Linked DNA regions of Homo sapiens: region 2 is linked to region 1. A link is a loop called in an ENCODE intact Hi-C map of the cell type or tissue named here. Cell type or tissue: MCF 10A. All regions are shown on one strand. Each heading gives the region's core, and the rest is flanking DNA. Links, peaks and the distances in the headings are about the cores only.

Region 1 (8,347 bases), core at 21-8,020:
AAGTCATAAAAACCAACATAAAGTGTTAATGAGACTGAGGGGGATGGTGAGATGCCTCCATCCTGAATATTTCATGATCTGTCACCATCAAAAGGGTGTCAGGATTCACTTGCGTTGTAGCGCAGTTTTCAAATTCATGATAAAAGTGCACAGACAAACCTCTAGCACTTGATGGCATCCTCAGCAAAATTGTTCCAAGAACCCTCTCTGCTTTAGGGATTCATCAAGAAAACTACTGTTGGTGTCAGCCATAGTTATATTGAGTTGTTTTTGTTGCATTGCTTTGTTTTGCTGTGAATTGATTTTATACATGCACAAATGGCCCCCTTTCTATTCCCTCAAAATAATCATCATCCAGCTTGTCACGATATCTGCTTTGCCTGACATTAGTCACCACTTTAGATCATACGAATGGTTTCTTAATAGGCTAATGTATCATATAGGGGTGATATTTTTATTTTTAATAAATAGTATCATTTTACAAAAGCAACTTCTGTTTTGCAGAAATTTTGAGACCACAGATCACAAAAACTTAAATTTAAAAACACATATCCAATCTGAGAGAGGTTTGTCTTACCTTTTGATATATCCTCGCAGATACTTGTTCTACTTATATATGCATGTCCATTTTTTTACCAAAATGAAATTATACATACAATTTCATAATAGGCTTTCTTCAGTTAATAATCTCCATCTTCCAAAAGAATACGTTTTTATCTTATATTACAGTAAGTTGTATGAGCAAATTTCCTCAAATGTCTCCAATATGTCCTTGCAACCAGTTTGGTCTTAAGATAATCCATTCAAGAGGCACATATTTCATTTGATTTTTACTTTTCCTTAGCTGCATTTACCTAGCGAGTCACTTTTAATTACTCTTGTTTTTTGAGAAGACCTGGCTTGAGGTCCTACTAAAAGCCAACTTTTCTACATTTGTGGGGTTCCTTTTTTACGGTGTCATTTAAGTTGTTTGTCATTTGTGGATCCTGTAATATGAAAATTAGATATAATGGCTAAAATGTTTAAGTTAAGCAAGTTTGGAAAAACACATCCTAAGTGGTAATGTACACTTTATATTCCATCTTGTCAGATAACACATACCATACGGTTTGTCTTGTCATTAATATTGATGACTCATTGCTTGATTAGGATCATGATAGTCTGACCCCTCAACTGTATATTCACATTTCCCTCTTTGCAACTAGAAGCTAAAATGTGATATAACTTTGATATCACCATACAATTTCCTGTTCTCTCATTAACTATACGACTAATAGTTTTGACATCAGTTTATAATCCTTGTCTGAGTTAATATTTTCATTAGAGGGGATTGTGGAATGGTGATTTGTTTTTTCTATCATTTATTAGCTGTTATTCTTATCCAAAATAGAACTTTTCATCGTCAACAGGGTTTAGTTGGTTATGCCAATTGCAATTTCTAATTTAAAATTAAAATGTATGTTTTATCTTTTCCTGTTAGTTACCAATTTTCAAAGGAGTAGGTTAGTTTCATTGCTGCTTCAAATGGCAATTTTTAGCTAGCTTCCTTCCCTCCCTCCCTCCCTCCCTTCCTTCCTTCCTCTCTCTCTCTCTCTCTCTCTCAATTTTGGACTCATGGATTTTCATTGGTTGATTTTTCAACTGACTAATTTTTTGTTCTTGAAATCTTGTAATTTGTGCAGTGTAATACCAAATTGATAAGCTGCTTCATGCTGACCTCAAAACGAAATACTTAGCTTAACTTAAACAAAATATGTACAGGATTAGTTTTTTAAACCACTACAAAATCTGATGAAAGAATCCAAAGAAAAGCTGAATAAATGTAGAGATGCTTCATGTTCATGCAGAAGATGGATTAATGTTTTCAAGATGTCAGTTCTTCCAAAATTGTTATATAGAGTCAATGCAATCTCAATAGAAACCCAAGCAAGATATTTTGTGGACATTAACAAACTGATTCTAAAGTGTATACGGAGAGGCAAGAGACTCAGAATAGCTAACACAACATTGAAGGAGTAAAGTCAGAGAACTGACTCTACTTCAAGACTTACTATAAAACTACAGTAATCAAGACAGTGTCTTTTTGGTAAAATAATAGACTAATGAATCAACGTAACATAATAGAGAGCAGAAATAAATCCACCTACGTATAGGGAACTGATCTTTGACAAAGGAGCAAAAGCAAAATACCAAGGAGTCAAATAGTCTTTTCAACAAACGGGACTAAAACAACTAGACATCCACATGTAAAAAAAATAAAAATAAAAATGAATTTAGACACGAACTTTACACTCTTCAAAAAAATTAACTTAAAATGGGTCACACGCCTAAATGCAAAATGTAAAACTATAAAACTCCTAGTGGATAACATGAAAAAAAAATCGAGATTCTTAATCACCAATTCACAATAATAAAATTCAACTTTAATACTGCAATGATTTCACTTATTTTTTAACTTTCCATTACATGAACAAATATTGAATCTTAATACAATTAACATAATTACTTATTTGACTTATAAGACAACATAAAAATAGTTTTCATATAATATCAATATTACTAAAAAATCTTAATGAAAGTTTAAAGTATCTTATTTCTTTTTATTCTTAGAACACTTTTACTAAGGAAATGAGTCAAACTTCTCTGTTAAAAAGCCACTGAGAGCAATTCTTTTTGTGTGTAGTGATGTTTGCAGTTTGGAGAAGCTCTTACTACGAGAATGCTATGGAGAGAGAGGATGGGTTGAGACAGCTTCCTAGGAGGAGACCGGTGCTCAGTCTCTAATCATGTTCACTTAGAATCCAGAAGCTTCAGGTTGATGCTTCTGTTAACAGGTGCACTCAAATCTATTTGTTAGATTACTAAATTTATGGAATTACAGAAGGCCCTGAGTTTATTATACCTAAGGGTGATATCTGAATGCATGAAAGAGGGAGGAGAGGCTGAACACGGTTTGCAACTGTGCTCTACAGATCCCTGGGCACCTGGGCTGTTAGTAAGAGGAGTCAGAATTTCCACAGGCCTATGAAGCATTATCTCTTGGGTGAATAATTAATATGTATCATTGTATTTATGGGGTATTGACTCTTAAACCCTCTTATTTTAAAATTAAGATTTACAACAGGTAGGATATGAAATATGGGAGGCAATTAGTATTAACAGCAAATACTTGATTCAGGTTGAGTTTCTCCCAAGTGATAGAAAAGATTGGCAGGCAGTATGCCCATGACTCTTTTAAGCAAGCAGGCTTGATCCATTTTCTTTTGTCATCAGCTAATTTTTTTTCTATAAAATATCAATAATTGTCTTTTGAATAAATTTCTCACAGAAACAACTTGAAAAAGTTTAAAACCATGTACTATCCTTGTTAATAACACTACTGAGTCTCATAATTTCTTACAGACCAAGACATACTCTTCTTGTTGAACAAGACATGCTCTCTAAATCCTAATGTTTTAATATTTATATCTTTGCAAAAAGACCCAAGAAAATATTTCTATAAGTAATTTATAAAAGTTTTAGAAAGTATACTCCACACTTATATTATTTTATGTTCATTTCTCAGTATTTAAATAACATAAAAATTTATCCTAATCATTACTCCCTTTCAGCTATTATTCTTTTAAAGTTCAATTGTGCATTCAATATGATTTCCCTTCTAACTACTTTGCCACATATTTTACCATTTTTAAATATATTTTAATTTTGCAAGCAATAAAGTGCAATTTGAGTTTAAAATTTTTTAATTCATGGATTTTTCAAAAAATTATATTTCCTCTATCACAAATAATTCAAGTACAACTACATCATACAGTGTTAAATATAATTATTTACAATAGAAGAGCAAATCATATATAAAATGTTTGATGTTAGAAAATTATTGGGCCATTTGTCTGAGAGGGCAGAACTGATCCTGTCACTAGAGGATGCTGTGTAACTACGGAACAGAATATTAACAGTTTGTCACTAAGGTAAATGAGATGAAATAAAAGTATAGATAAATTTTCTCAAATATACCTCCATAAAAAATGGCCAACTTATATTCTCACCATTGTTGGAGAATTCCCATTTGACAGTAACTGCTATAAATATTGACTATGTTTTATTAGAAATATATTCTTAGTTTTTTTGATGTTAAAAACATGCAATTTTTTAACATTTGGAAAATATAAATAAGCAAAAGTAAATAAAAATGGCTACAATCTCACAAATCAGTCATAAGCACTAATATTTTTTATGAGTTAGTTAAACTGTATGTATGTATAAATTTCTAAAGATAGAGATTTAAGTGTTTTGTTTCCCAACAATATTATATATAGTTTAACTGTTAGGTTTATTTACTGAAGTATTTGTAAACCTTATTTTAGTATATTAATAATGTGACCATAACTTGATTAAATTAACAGTTCCTCTCTTATGGAATAGTGTCAATTTTTTTTACTATCATAACTACTGTTTCGATAAGTGTATTTGTAAAATAATTTTTTTACATGTGTCTAGTGGCTAAGATTAATTCTTACAAGTGATATTGAGATATTGATGGGTTCGGTATGAATTTTTGAGGCTGTGACAGAGTCTGCTGATTGCCTACCCAAATTGATTCTCTCTTATAAAAGATTTGTGGCCATTCACATGCCCTTGCCTGCAGAATGTTACGTGACAGAGTTCCATCCAGCGAGATCTAATTCAAGATGGACGTCGGGGAAAGTTCTTTAATGAAAGTCTGACTTTTTTGACATCCTTCTATTGTACCTGTAACACTGGGATGTGGAGACAGGAATGTCATCACAGAACTGGAGTTCTAGCAACTGCATCAGGAAAATGAATAGCAATCTAGTAATGGCTGGATGTGCATGCAGGTGGAGGGAGTGCATGTAAGAGAGAGAGAAGAGATGATTTTATGGAGATGGGTACTATCCCTGGATTTTCCATCTCCAGTTTTCCTATTATGTGAGAGCACAAAACACCAGAATAGTTTACATTACGACTCCTTCAGCTTTTGCTATAGACAATTTAATTTCTAATTGCTATAATAGAGCAATGCCTTCCAAAAAGGTGCATTTTAACCAGTGGCAGATTAGAGAACATATGTCATAGTGCCCCTACTACTATTGGATATCTGGTGTATAATCTATCTTTTCTTCTAATTTAATAGGCTACAATAATTTTTATTTTTTTTATTATTATACTTTAAGTTTTAGGGTACATGTGCACAACGTGCAGGTTTGTTACATATGTATACATGTGCCATGTTGGTGTGCTGCACCCATTAACTCGTCATTTCTCGTAATGCTATCCCTCCTCCCTCCCCCAACCCCACAACAGGCCCCTGTGTGTGATGTTCCCCTTCCTGTGTCCATGTTTTCTCATTGTTCAATTCCCACCTATGAGTGAGAACATGCGGTGTTTGGTTTTCTGTGCTTGAGATAGTTTGCTGAGATAGCAAAGACTTGGAACCAACCCAAATGTCCAACAATGATAGACTGGATTAAGAAAATGTGGCACATATACACCATGGAATACTATCCAGCCATAAAAAAGGATGGGTTCATGTCCTTTGCAGGGACATGGATGAAGCTGGAAACCATCATTCTCAGCTACAATAATATTTATTTAAATTGGATTTACTTGATTACTACAGTGGTTAAACGTTTTTTTACATAGGTATTTACCATTTGTATTTCTTCTTTTGAAAATTATGTCTTACCCATTTTTCTATTAGGATATTTTCTCTACTTATTAATTTACAAAGGTTATTTCTAAATTGGGGCTATTAATCTTTGATCATGGAGGCTATTCATCTTTGATCTTCCATATATACTAATCTTCCATATATAATAATTTTTCTACTTTATTGTTTATTACTTATGGATTATGAGAATTTCAAAAATATTTACATTTTTATTTATATGCAAATGTATTATTTTTTTCAATTAGGTTTCTATCAGTATTCTGATGCATAGGAAATCCCTGAAGTCTTTCTGAATTGCAAAATCAAATTGGACCTTTTTTTGATTACATTGTAATACTATGATGTTTTATTTAAATCTTTAATTTAGCTAAAATCTGTTTTCATATAAGGAAAATATCCTACCCAATTTTTTTACAGTGAACTATTTATCTCCATATCATTTATCAAATAATAATTTATCATTTATCTTTAAACATTTCACGTGCTATATTCTGTTTCTTAAGCAGTGAACTAACAGTATTGTGGTTGCCTACTGTATGCCAGAGTTATTATCCAGAGAGTGATGAAACAAAATTCCTATTTAAATGAAATTAGCATTTTATTTTGGAAATAGGCAAATAGCTTATTTCAGTAATATGTGATCAGGACTGACACTAGGAATCATCTCCAGGAGTTCTGTCTCTTTTTCTTTTTATTTCTATATGGGAACACATTTTAAAATAATCTTTCATATATCTCATTGTGTATATTATTCCAGAAAATGTGTACATATCAACCTAATAGTCACTGAGACAAGCTCTGCTTGGTATGTATGACTTTGCTGGTTGAATCAGAATGACAATGCCTTCTACTATGATCTGCCTGCATGAGGACTTACGGACTTACTCCTCTTTTTTTTTTTTTTAAGTGTCACCAGGTCTGCTCATGGTTCCAGAATGCCAGGGTCCTACTGCCTTCTGGATCCCTCAGTATAATTCTTCTATGTCCCCCTGGTTTATCTCAGTCACCCTCCAGAATCATATATAATGCAGAAACACTGATGGTAGGTCACCAGCAGGAACTGCCTTGAAAGGAATGATGTTCCCCAGAGAAAGGTGTATCTATGCCATCAAAAGGCTCTCTACAGGCTCATGTTTTCAAGCAAGATACAGAATCTGTCAAACTGTCAGAAACCCAGCATGAAATGAGTTTGTATGAAACCAAATCACAGTGCCACTGTCATAAGGAAACACTACTGCCCTTATTATTTTACTTGAAAATAAACAAAAATAAAAGTTTTTTATTCTATAGCTTTATTTCCTGATTCCAAGAGAAAGTTTCCCTCTTATAATCAAATGAAGTTAAAATAATATTCTAAATGTAATTTCAGTGTTTAGTTTTATCTGACCTCTGGAACCAAGTGGGCAATCACTTTGTGAGCTAAAACTTGAAGTTAGTGTAATATCATCATAGTTAACTTTCCGTAAAAAGTAGCCTCAAGCAATAATTGTAGGATCAGGTTAAGTTGGAAAAGATTTACATGTTGAGTCTCAGCAATAAAATCAGAACTAAAGAGTACACAGTAATGACGGTAAGTTGTGCTTCCAAGGATCTCATGTCTCTGATGAAAATAATAACTTCAATATACCCCTAATCCCCAAATTCTCTGCCAAAGGTTTCAGAGGAATCCATAGCCCTCATAGTACACTTCAGTGAAGTTTATCTGGTGTTTGGCTTCAAACTCCTAGAACTTTGCTATTCTGACATACCATGTTGAACCACCCATAGGCTCAGAGTATATTCTTCTGCTTTTCTACATTCGAGGCCAACTTCATGGTATACCTGGCTGTGCTTCCCTGGCCTAAGCCATGCCCTGATATTGGCCCTCGGAACTTCAAAATGCTCAAAGCTATAGAGAAAACAAATTAGAAAAAAAAGGCAGTGGGAGAATTTGTCAATGATTTTGATCCATTAATATTCCTGTCACTAAAATGGAAGCTTGAAATATTTACTAGACGTATCACTTAACAGCTGCAGCAAAGATACACACACTCACTTAGGATATGAGAGGCGATCATGGGAGATGTCTCAGGCACCACACCAAGCTAGTGGGCTTCAGACTGTTTTAATTCAGAGAATTAAAAACAGAATCCAGATATTCTAGGTTTAATTTTTCTCCTCCTCCTTCTAATAACTCTAGTACTATTTTTGCCTGACCTCCTGAGCGACCCAGATAATTACACTTTAGCTAACTCCCTCAATACCCCACCCCACATTAAGCCAAAGTGATACTTTTCGTTTGCCTATGCAATCTTACAATCTATCCCTAACAAACTAAGAGGAGTACTGGCCCTTGTATTCTCCATTCTCGTTCTAGCAGTTATTCCCGTACTTCGGACGTCTAAACAACAAAGCATAATATTCAAGCCATTAATTCAATGCCTATACTGAACCTTAGTGGCTGACCTACTTACACTCACATGAATCAGAGGACAGCCCATCAAATACCCTATTATTGCCATCGGACAGACAGCATCTATTAGGTACTTCTCTATCATCCTCACCCTTATACCACTGAATATAAACTACTTAAATGAAAATGCCCTTGTATTACAATTCAATACTGTGGTCTTGTAAACCAGAAATGGAGAATCCCCTCCCCAGGACAACTCAAGG
Region 2 (8,347 bases), core at 73-8,072, 790 kb after region 1:
TCTAATGAACTGTGAAGTCCAAGAAGGCCTCCATTCTGTATTTAGTATATAGCATAGTGCGTGGCATACAAAATACCAAATAATGAGGGAGTTAATTATGATGGTAAGAATAGCAAACTTATATAGCCCTCACTATACTCACTATCTGACAGGCAGTACTCTAAGTGTGTGTATATATATATCTATATAGACACACACATATATATATTTCATTTAGTCCTAATAACCCTATGAGACAGATATTACCATTATCTCCATTTTAAAATAAAGGAACAAAGTTAATATTTGTCTCTGCCCAAATCACATGTTGAATTATAATTCCCAATGCTGCAAGTGGGGCCTGGTGGAAGGCGTTTGGATCACAGGGGCAGATTATAGCTTGGTGCTGTCTTTGTGATAGTGAATTCTTGTGAGATCTAGTCATTTAAAAGTGTGTGGTACCTCCCTCACTCTGTCTCTCTCACTCTCTCTCACTTGCTTCTGCTTTCACCATGAAATGTGCCTGCTCCCACATCAACTTCTGCCATAATTGTAAGCTTCCTGAGGCCTCCCTAAATGCCTAGCAGATGAGAAAACCATGCTCTCTATAAAGCCTTCAGAACTGTAACCTGATTAAACCTCTTTTCTTTATAAATTACCTAGTCCCAGGTATTTCTTTATAGCAATGCAAGAATGGCCTAATACAGTAAATTGGTACCAGGAGTGGGGCATTGCTATAAAGATACCTGAAAATGTAGAAGCAGCTTTGGAACTGGGTAACGGGCAGAGGTTGGAAGAGTTTGGAGGGCTCAGAAGAAGATGGAAAGATGAAGGAACGTTTGGAACTTCCTAGAGACTGGTTAAATGGTTGTGACCAAAATGCTGATAGTGATAAGGACAGTGAAATCCAGGCTGAAGAGATCACAGATGGAAATGAGGAACTTATTGGAAAATGGAGCAAAGGTCATGCATGTTATGCCTTAACAAAGAACTTGGCTACATTGTGCTAGGGATCTGTGGAAGTTTGAACTTCTGAGTAATGATTTAGGGTATCTGGTAGAAAAAAATTTCTAAGCAGCAATGCATTCAAGATATGGCCTGTCTGCTTGTAACAACCTATACTCATATTTTAGAGCAAAGGAATGACTTAAAGTTGAAACTTGTATTTAAAACGAAAGCAGAGAATAAAAGTTTGGAAAATTTTTATCCTGTCCCTGTGGCAGAGAAAGAAAAAGCTTTTTAGAAGAATTCAAGCAGGCTGAGGAGTAACCACTTGCTAGAGAAATTTGCATAACTAAAAGCAGGCCAAATGCTGACGGCCAAGACAATGGGAAAAAGGCATTTCAGAGACCTTTTTGGCAGCCCTTCCCATCATAGAACTGGAGGCCTAGGAAGCAAAAATGGTTTTGTGGATCATGCCCAGGGCCCCACTGCCTTGCACAGCCTTGGGACATTGCTTTCCACAATCCAGCCACTTCAGGTCCATCTGGGGCTCAAAGGGATTCAGGTACAGTTTGAGCTTCCACTTTTGAGAATGGAAGCCATAAGCCTTGGTGGCGTCCTGTGGTGTTAAGCCTGCTTGTGTGCAGAATTCAACAGTAAAAGAGACTTGGCATTCTCTACCTTGATTTCAGAGGATGTATGGAAAGGTCTGGGTGTCCAGGCAGAAGCCTGCTGCAAGAGTGAAGCCCCCACAGAAAACCTCTATTAGGGCAGTGCAGAGGAAAAATGTGGAGTTGGAGGCCCTACACAGATTCCCCACTGAGGCAGTGACTAGTGGACGTGTGAGAAGGGGACCACTATCCTCCAGACTCGAGAATGGTAGATCCACCACCAGCTTACACCTTGCACCTGGGAAAGCTTCAGGCACTCAGCAACCTGTGATAACAGCCACAGAGGCTGTACCCTCCAAGACCACAAGGCAGAGCTGCTCAAAACCTTGGGAGCCCACCATTTGTACCAGTATGCCCTGGATGTGAGACATGGAGTCAGAGGAGATTATTTAGGAGCTTTAAGATTTAATGACTGACCTGAGTTTCGAAACTACATAGCGCCTGTTGCCCCATTCTATCGGCCAATTTCTCTCTTTTGGAATGGGAATATACCCCCATTGTTTCTTGGAAGTAAATAACTTGTTTTTTTATTTTATTGGCTCAAAGGTAGATGGAATCCAGTGAGACTTTGGACTTTGAACTTCTGCGTTAATGCTGGAATTAGTTAAGACTTTGGAGAGCTGTTGAGAAAGCGAGATTGTATTTTTCAATGTGAGAAGGACATGAGATTTGGGAGGGACCAGGAGCAAAACTATATAGTTTGAAGATTTGTTTCTGCTCAGATCTCATGTTGAATTGTAATCCTCAATGCTGGAGGTGGGACCTGGTGGAAGGTGTTTGGCTCATGGAGGAGGATCATGGCTTGGTGCTGTCTTTATGACAGTGAGTTCTCATGAGATTTTGTTCTTTTTAAAAATGTGTGGCACCTCCCCCACTCTCCCTTGCTTGTTTCTGGTTTTGCCATGTGATGTGCCTGCTCCCCTTTGCCTTCCACTGCGACTGTAAGCTTCCTGAGGCTTCCCTGAAGGCTGAGCAAATGCCAGCACAATAATTTCTGTATAGCCTGCAGAACCATGAGCCAACCAAACCTCTGTTCTTTATGAATTACCCAGTCTCAGGTGTTTATTTAGAGCAATGCAACAGCCAAATACATAGGTCGAGAGAGCTTAGGACTTAGTCTTAATAGTCACACAAGTGGCAGGATCAAGACTTCAAATATGAGTAGAATGGATTTTTTAGGTTCTAAATGAGTAACTGGATGAATGAATGAATGAGTAGCTAAAACTAGCACAAGACATATTCTAAATAGTGCTGCACATGAAAAACAGACAAACCAAATTTATCTGTGGTGGTTAATTTTGTGCACCAATTTGACTGGGCTCTCTTGCATTTTTTATTTCATTCATAAATATTTCAGGGGCAGGAATTCTATTTGGTTCTTTTTAATGATATCCATCTATTTGTTAAGTTTCTTACTATGAATTTGATTTCCTGATTTTGTTGAATTATCTGTCTGTATTCTCTTGTATCTTACTGAGTTTCCTCAAGATCATTATTTTAAATTCCTTTTCTGGCAACTCATAGATTTCCTGTTATTTAAGGTCTATTACTGAAGAGTTACTGTGTTTCTTTGGTAGTGTCATATGTCCTTGCTTTTTCATGTTTCTTGTGTTCCTGTGTCAATGTCTTTGCATCTGGTGGAATAGTTTATCTTGCAAACTTCATAGAGTGGCTTTTGTAAAGAAAGATTTTCACTTGCAGTTGGGTTTTAGTGTACCAGTTGGTGTGGTGACTCTGTTTTAGGATAGTTACAGTGGTATAGTCACTGTGCAACTTCTTCAGCTGCAATCAACCTCAGCAATAACTGTGAGTGACTCAATGGCCTGGGCTGCCGAAGTTTGTAGCAGCAGTGGTGGGGATGTAGATTGTTAAAGTCCTCAGTGGCAAGAGGTTTTGAGGCCCTTCTATTCTTATTTTTCCCACAATGGAAAGACTGAGCTAAGGTGATCCTTCTTGGTGTTGAGTCTGACACAGCCTACAAGCAGCTACAGCATCACCGGGTTTCAAGTGCAGGTACTTATAATACCTGTGGAGCTGGGGTCCTAGGCTTTAGGTCTCACAAACCAAATGTGGCACCTGGGTCTTGAGGTTTAGGTTCACTCTCTGTGGCAGGATTGGATGTAAACTTCCAACAGAGCCAATATCTGTGACTCTGAAGCATGCTCCAGCAGCTCACAGTCAGGGGTCCAAGTTTTTCTCTGTTATTATGACCCTAGGGAGAAGGCCACAGCACTAGCTCAGCTTCAGGGAAGAAGAGAGGATCTGGAGGTTTGGGCCTGGGGAGCAGGGTACAGCTGCAATCAGGGAACCAGAGTCAAAAAATGTCCCAGGAGATAAGGCACCATCTAGTGGTGATTCTAGACCCTGGGACAGTGGGACTGAAAAGTATCCCAGACTCTGTGAAAGCAGGAGCAGCAGCAGCAAGGACTCCAGAACAGCGGACTGCAGCTGTCATTTAGACCCTGGGCGAAGGTGAGCAGCACAGTGATGATTCCACTCCCTAAGTGGTGCTAAGAGAAGTTTCTTAGCACCTCAGTCCCTAGAGGGCTAGGCTAGTCCTGTTCCAAGAAAGCAGGATATGAGAGTTTTTTGGCCTGCAAGGGTTGGTGTCTCAGCTTAGCCACTGCTCTGTTTCCCTGAGATGCAGGGTACTATAGCAGCCCTGTCCAGGGATTCACAACTGTCCAATTCACTAATTTCTTAGGGATCAACGTGCCATTTCAGCTCAGGCCTGGGGAAGCGTGACTGCTCTGGCCCAGCAACGTACAATTTTCCCAGGAGACAGGCTACCAATGTAGCACAGGCACAGGGGGCATGACTGCTCTGGGTTGCCAAGGCACCATTTCCCCTGATTGTCAGGTGTTGCTTCAGCTCTGGCACATGAGGGCAGGGCACAGAAGCTACTGAGAAGCGACTCTGCCCCAAGGCACCATTTCCCCAGGAGACAGTGTACAGCTTCAATTCCAGCTTAAGAGGATGGGACATAGCTGCCACTGGGAGGGGTAGGTGGAGCAGCTCTACTGCCCACTTGGCCCCCACAGGGAAGGGTGTAACAACTGCTCATAGATCAGCTTAAGAATGTCTGGACACAGGAAAAGGGTGATTCTGTGGCAGCTTAGACTCAGGGATGAAAGGGTGCCCTGGCTACTCACCCCTGGAGCAGAACATACTCCAGCAGTAGTTCAATTTCCAAAATAGTATATAGTGCAGTAGGCACATGGACCACAGGGGGCAGGGCACAGTGTTGGCTCCTTCGTTAGCAGGAGTACAGCCACGTGGATTCCAGGCAGCTTCTTTAGCTGGGCTTAGTGCCTGTGAGGACTACAGGCGTCTCCAGTGGTCAGGACTATAGTTGTCCAAGGTGCAGATGGGGGATGCTCAATTCCTCATGCTTACCTTTGTGCTGAAGGGCGATATTCCTCCTGGTTGCCAGCTGATCTGGGCTTGAGGATGGGGTTGTAGAGGTCTGGTGTTTCCATTCATTCTCTATGCGGCTATTCTGAGCTTCTGTGCTCACCAAGGTTTCTGTGACTTCTTTGATGTACTCTGGTGCTCTCCTTTAGTGATTTTCATCAAAATGTACCTGTTTATTTGTTGTTTTGGCTTTATTTGCCAGGGAGGGGGCATTGGGGTCACAAGCATTAGGGGATTTTACTGGGCCATCTTGCTGATGTCATCCTTCCTGAATTTTTAAATGTGGTTCTAGGACCTTCTGATGCTGAGGAGGGTCAACCTTAATTTCATAGTCATACTTTAGAGATGGAGGGTATTTGGTAATAAAATGATCTCCAATTAGTGTAATGAAAGGTCATGACCAAAGCATCGGTGGAAAACAGCACAAGATATGGGGTAGGAAACTACATGGCATCACACCCAACAGAACACAGCCTGCCCTCTGCACACAGCAGTGCACCTCAGACTAGTTTTCAACTCTGACCAGGTGCGGCTGACTCTAAAGCCTACAGGCATTCAGGAAGCCAGATTTCACAACTTTCCCCTTGAACATAGCAGTACAGTCCAATCTAACTTTTAACTCTAACCATGGCCATGTCTGACTCTCAGAATTCACAGACTTCCAATAGTGACCCAAAGGCATCGTGGGAGGTCATGTTTTGTAGTGATCGAGTGGCAGGCACCAGAGTCAGATTGCTTAAATTAGAATCTGGAGACAGCCTCTTAGCAGCTACCACGTGACCTTGCGCACATTCCCTCAGGATTCCAAGCTTCATTTTGCACATTTTATTACAGTATGGATAACAACACCTACCTCTTGGGGTTGTTATAAAAGACAAAGTTGGAAAATTCATGCATTCGGCAACTGTTTTATGGGTATCAACTATGCTCCAAGTACTCTCTCAAATTCTGAACAGTGGTTTGCAAAGCAGACATGACCCATTTCCACAGGGTCTGGTACACAGTATGCATCCACTAATTCTGAGACCAAAAAGGACTTTCTCAGGAGACATATTCCTCTCTTTCTGACTAACCCACATCACATTATGGATTACCTCTAGGAAGCAGAGGGAAAGAGAAGGGGCGAGGAGGAATGATATATGCCTGGGTAGAAGAAAGGAGTCCCCCAGAGCACAACCTTTAAGAAGAGCCAAAATCACTATCAAGGAAGAACTGAAGCCTCAGTCATGTGAAGGCCCAGAAGAGAAGGTGAGAATGGAAATGGGAGTAACTAGGCTGATAATTGCTAGAGGCAAAACAAAGGCTAATGAGTTGGAACTAAGGTTACTGACATTTTTTATTATAGATTACGCTCAGCAATAATGATGGCAGGTTAAAGGAAAACTTATAGAATAATTTATTTTAAACACCTTGCAGCAAGGAATTTTGTCTTTTACTTTTTGTAATACTACCAAGTACTAAAAGCATCCTTAAATTAATAATGGCCACAATGATAATCATAATGGGAACTGCCTTTCATTTAGGATTTATAATGTACTAAGCCCTGTAATAAATGTTTCACAAATCTCATTTGGTCTTTACCACAACCTTTTGGTAAGCATATATTTTCACCTTTTAAAAAAATTCATTTCAAAAAAAAGAAAAGGATTCTCACACATTTTAACTAAAACACACAAAGTCACTTAGCTAATTTGTAGTGAAGATGAGATTCAAATTCAGGTCCATGCTCCTACACAACACTGCATCTGTAAGGAGTATAGGTGAGACAGGGTTGGTTAAGAACCAACTTAACCTCTCTAGACCTTAGTCTGTGTATAAAATGAATCTAAATTGAATCTAACCTATGGAGTTATTCTGAATATTCAATGAGCTAATTCATGTAAAGCATTTATTGTAGTGTTTGATGCATAATAAGTGCTATAAATAGTATCTATTACTATTATAAGGCATACCATTCTGGCTTCCAAATGTTTGCTCTTTAAATCAATATCTGCATCTTTTGTCATAAATATTGATACTAGCTCAATTTAGATAATAAAAACACTATAAAAAGAAATTACAACCTGATCATGATGGTAGAAACTTTCATACTCACTTTTACCTTGAAGATAATTAATTCAATGAAATTTAGTCATGTAAGAAACCACTGCTCAAAACCACCAACATATTTAAATGTGTCAATTTTATCCCTGTATTTACGAATCAGCTTCCTGATCAATATGAAAGCCACCTCAAACATGTCTAGTGCTCCACACTTTTTAAAGGTCATTCACAGGCATCATCTTATTTGAACCTGATGACCACTGTGGGAGTAGGTTAAGCTAGTACCATTTTTATCACAAAGGAAACTACACCCTTAAAACAAGAAACTTGAAACAGAGAGTATGTTAAATAGACGATCTGATATTAACTCCAGATCTCTCAGCTCCTCATCTGCTCTTCACACCAGACTTCAGATTTGAAATTGAAAAGAACATTGCTGTCCTATTTGCAACCAATGAAAACAAGGAAATGGCACAGTTGTATACATGCAGGTGGTCAGCTTGGTTAGACTAAAATTAAGCCTTGCATTGATGAAAGCTCTCTCAAGGTACTCCAAAGGATGAAGGTGAAGCAATCAGGAGAAAGTGTATAATTAAGAGTTCAGACTTTTCACACTTGGAGAAAATTCCTACCTACATTCAGAATAGCAATAATTTGCTAAAGGATGTGGTAACCTCAATTATTACAATCATATTAAAATTGTGTCAGTGTGGTTGTTCCTGATAAGCACAATAACCAAAACAGAGAAAAGTCCAATAGAAAACTTACTCTTTTAAAGAATTCAATTTCGTCAACATATTTTCTTCAGACTTTTAAAACAAATTATATTTTACTAGCAGTAACAGTAAAGTTTCATAATCCTAAAACCAATTTCTATTTTCCCACATTCTCCTGTAGTCCTGTCCTTTGTACGTTGTTTTACAAGTGCTGCAAAATTTCAACTTTTAAAAACTTATTTTTATGATTTACCTTTTTAATAAATTACATGGGCTTTCACATTTCTTTGATTTTGCATATGCTGCTGTCTCTCTTTATAAAACATTCCCTCTTTTGTTCATCTGTCATGGTTCACTCGCTCCTTCAAGAAAATGTAATTGTAGAATTTTCCCTGATACTTCCTTAAAAAGTTATTGAATTCTTTGGAGTTCCATGATTTTTCTTATACATACTCAAGATATCTCAGTTATATAGCGGTAACAGGATGTGTTTTCCAATCCATATTGTGTGTTAGCTAGTTATACTGCTAATTCACTGCCCATCAGACTCTGTTGGAATGGTTTCACCCCTTTCTTTTCCTG

Evidence for each region. A loop is a pair of places that touch in the nucleus more often than their neighbours do. Peaks named below come from ENCODE experiments on the same cell type or tissue, not always from the same donor. Only the 100,000 strongest peaks of a DNase experiment are listed, where the experiment ranks them.
Region 2: a loop joins it to region 1, with 6 times the contacts of the local background. A loop is called at or near these places in 3 of 110 quality-filtered maps.

The regions. Positions count from the first base shown.
Region 1 is chr2:116,743,341-116,751,687 of GRCh38, forward strand. It overlaps the pseudogene MTCYBP39. Among named protein-coding and RNA genes, the nearest start is that of DDX18, 1.1 Mb to the right of the region's middle. In MCF 10A, for the core only: a CTCF peak has its summit at 3,911; no DNase peak of the experiment used is centred there.
Region 2 is chr2:117,532,403-117,540,749 of GRCh38, forward strand. No RefSeq gene overlaps it. Among named protein-coding and RNA genes, the nearest start is that of DDX18, 280 kb to the right of the region's middle. In MCF 10A, for the core only: a CTCF peak has its summit at 3,900 (motif pointing left); no DNase peak of the experiment used is centred there.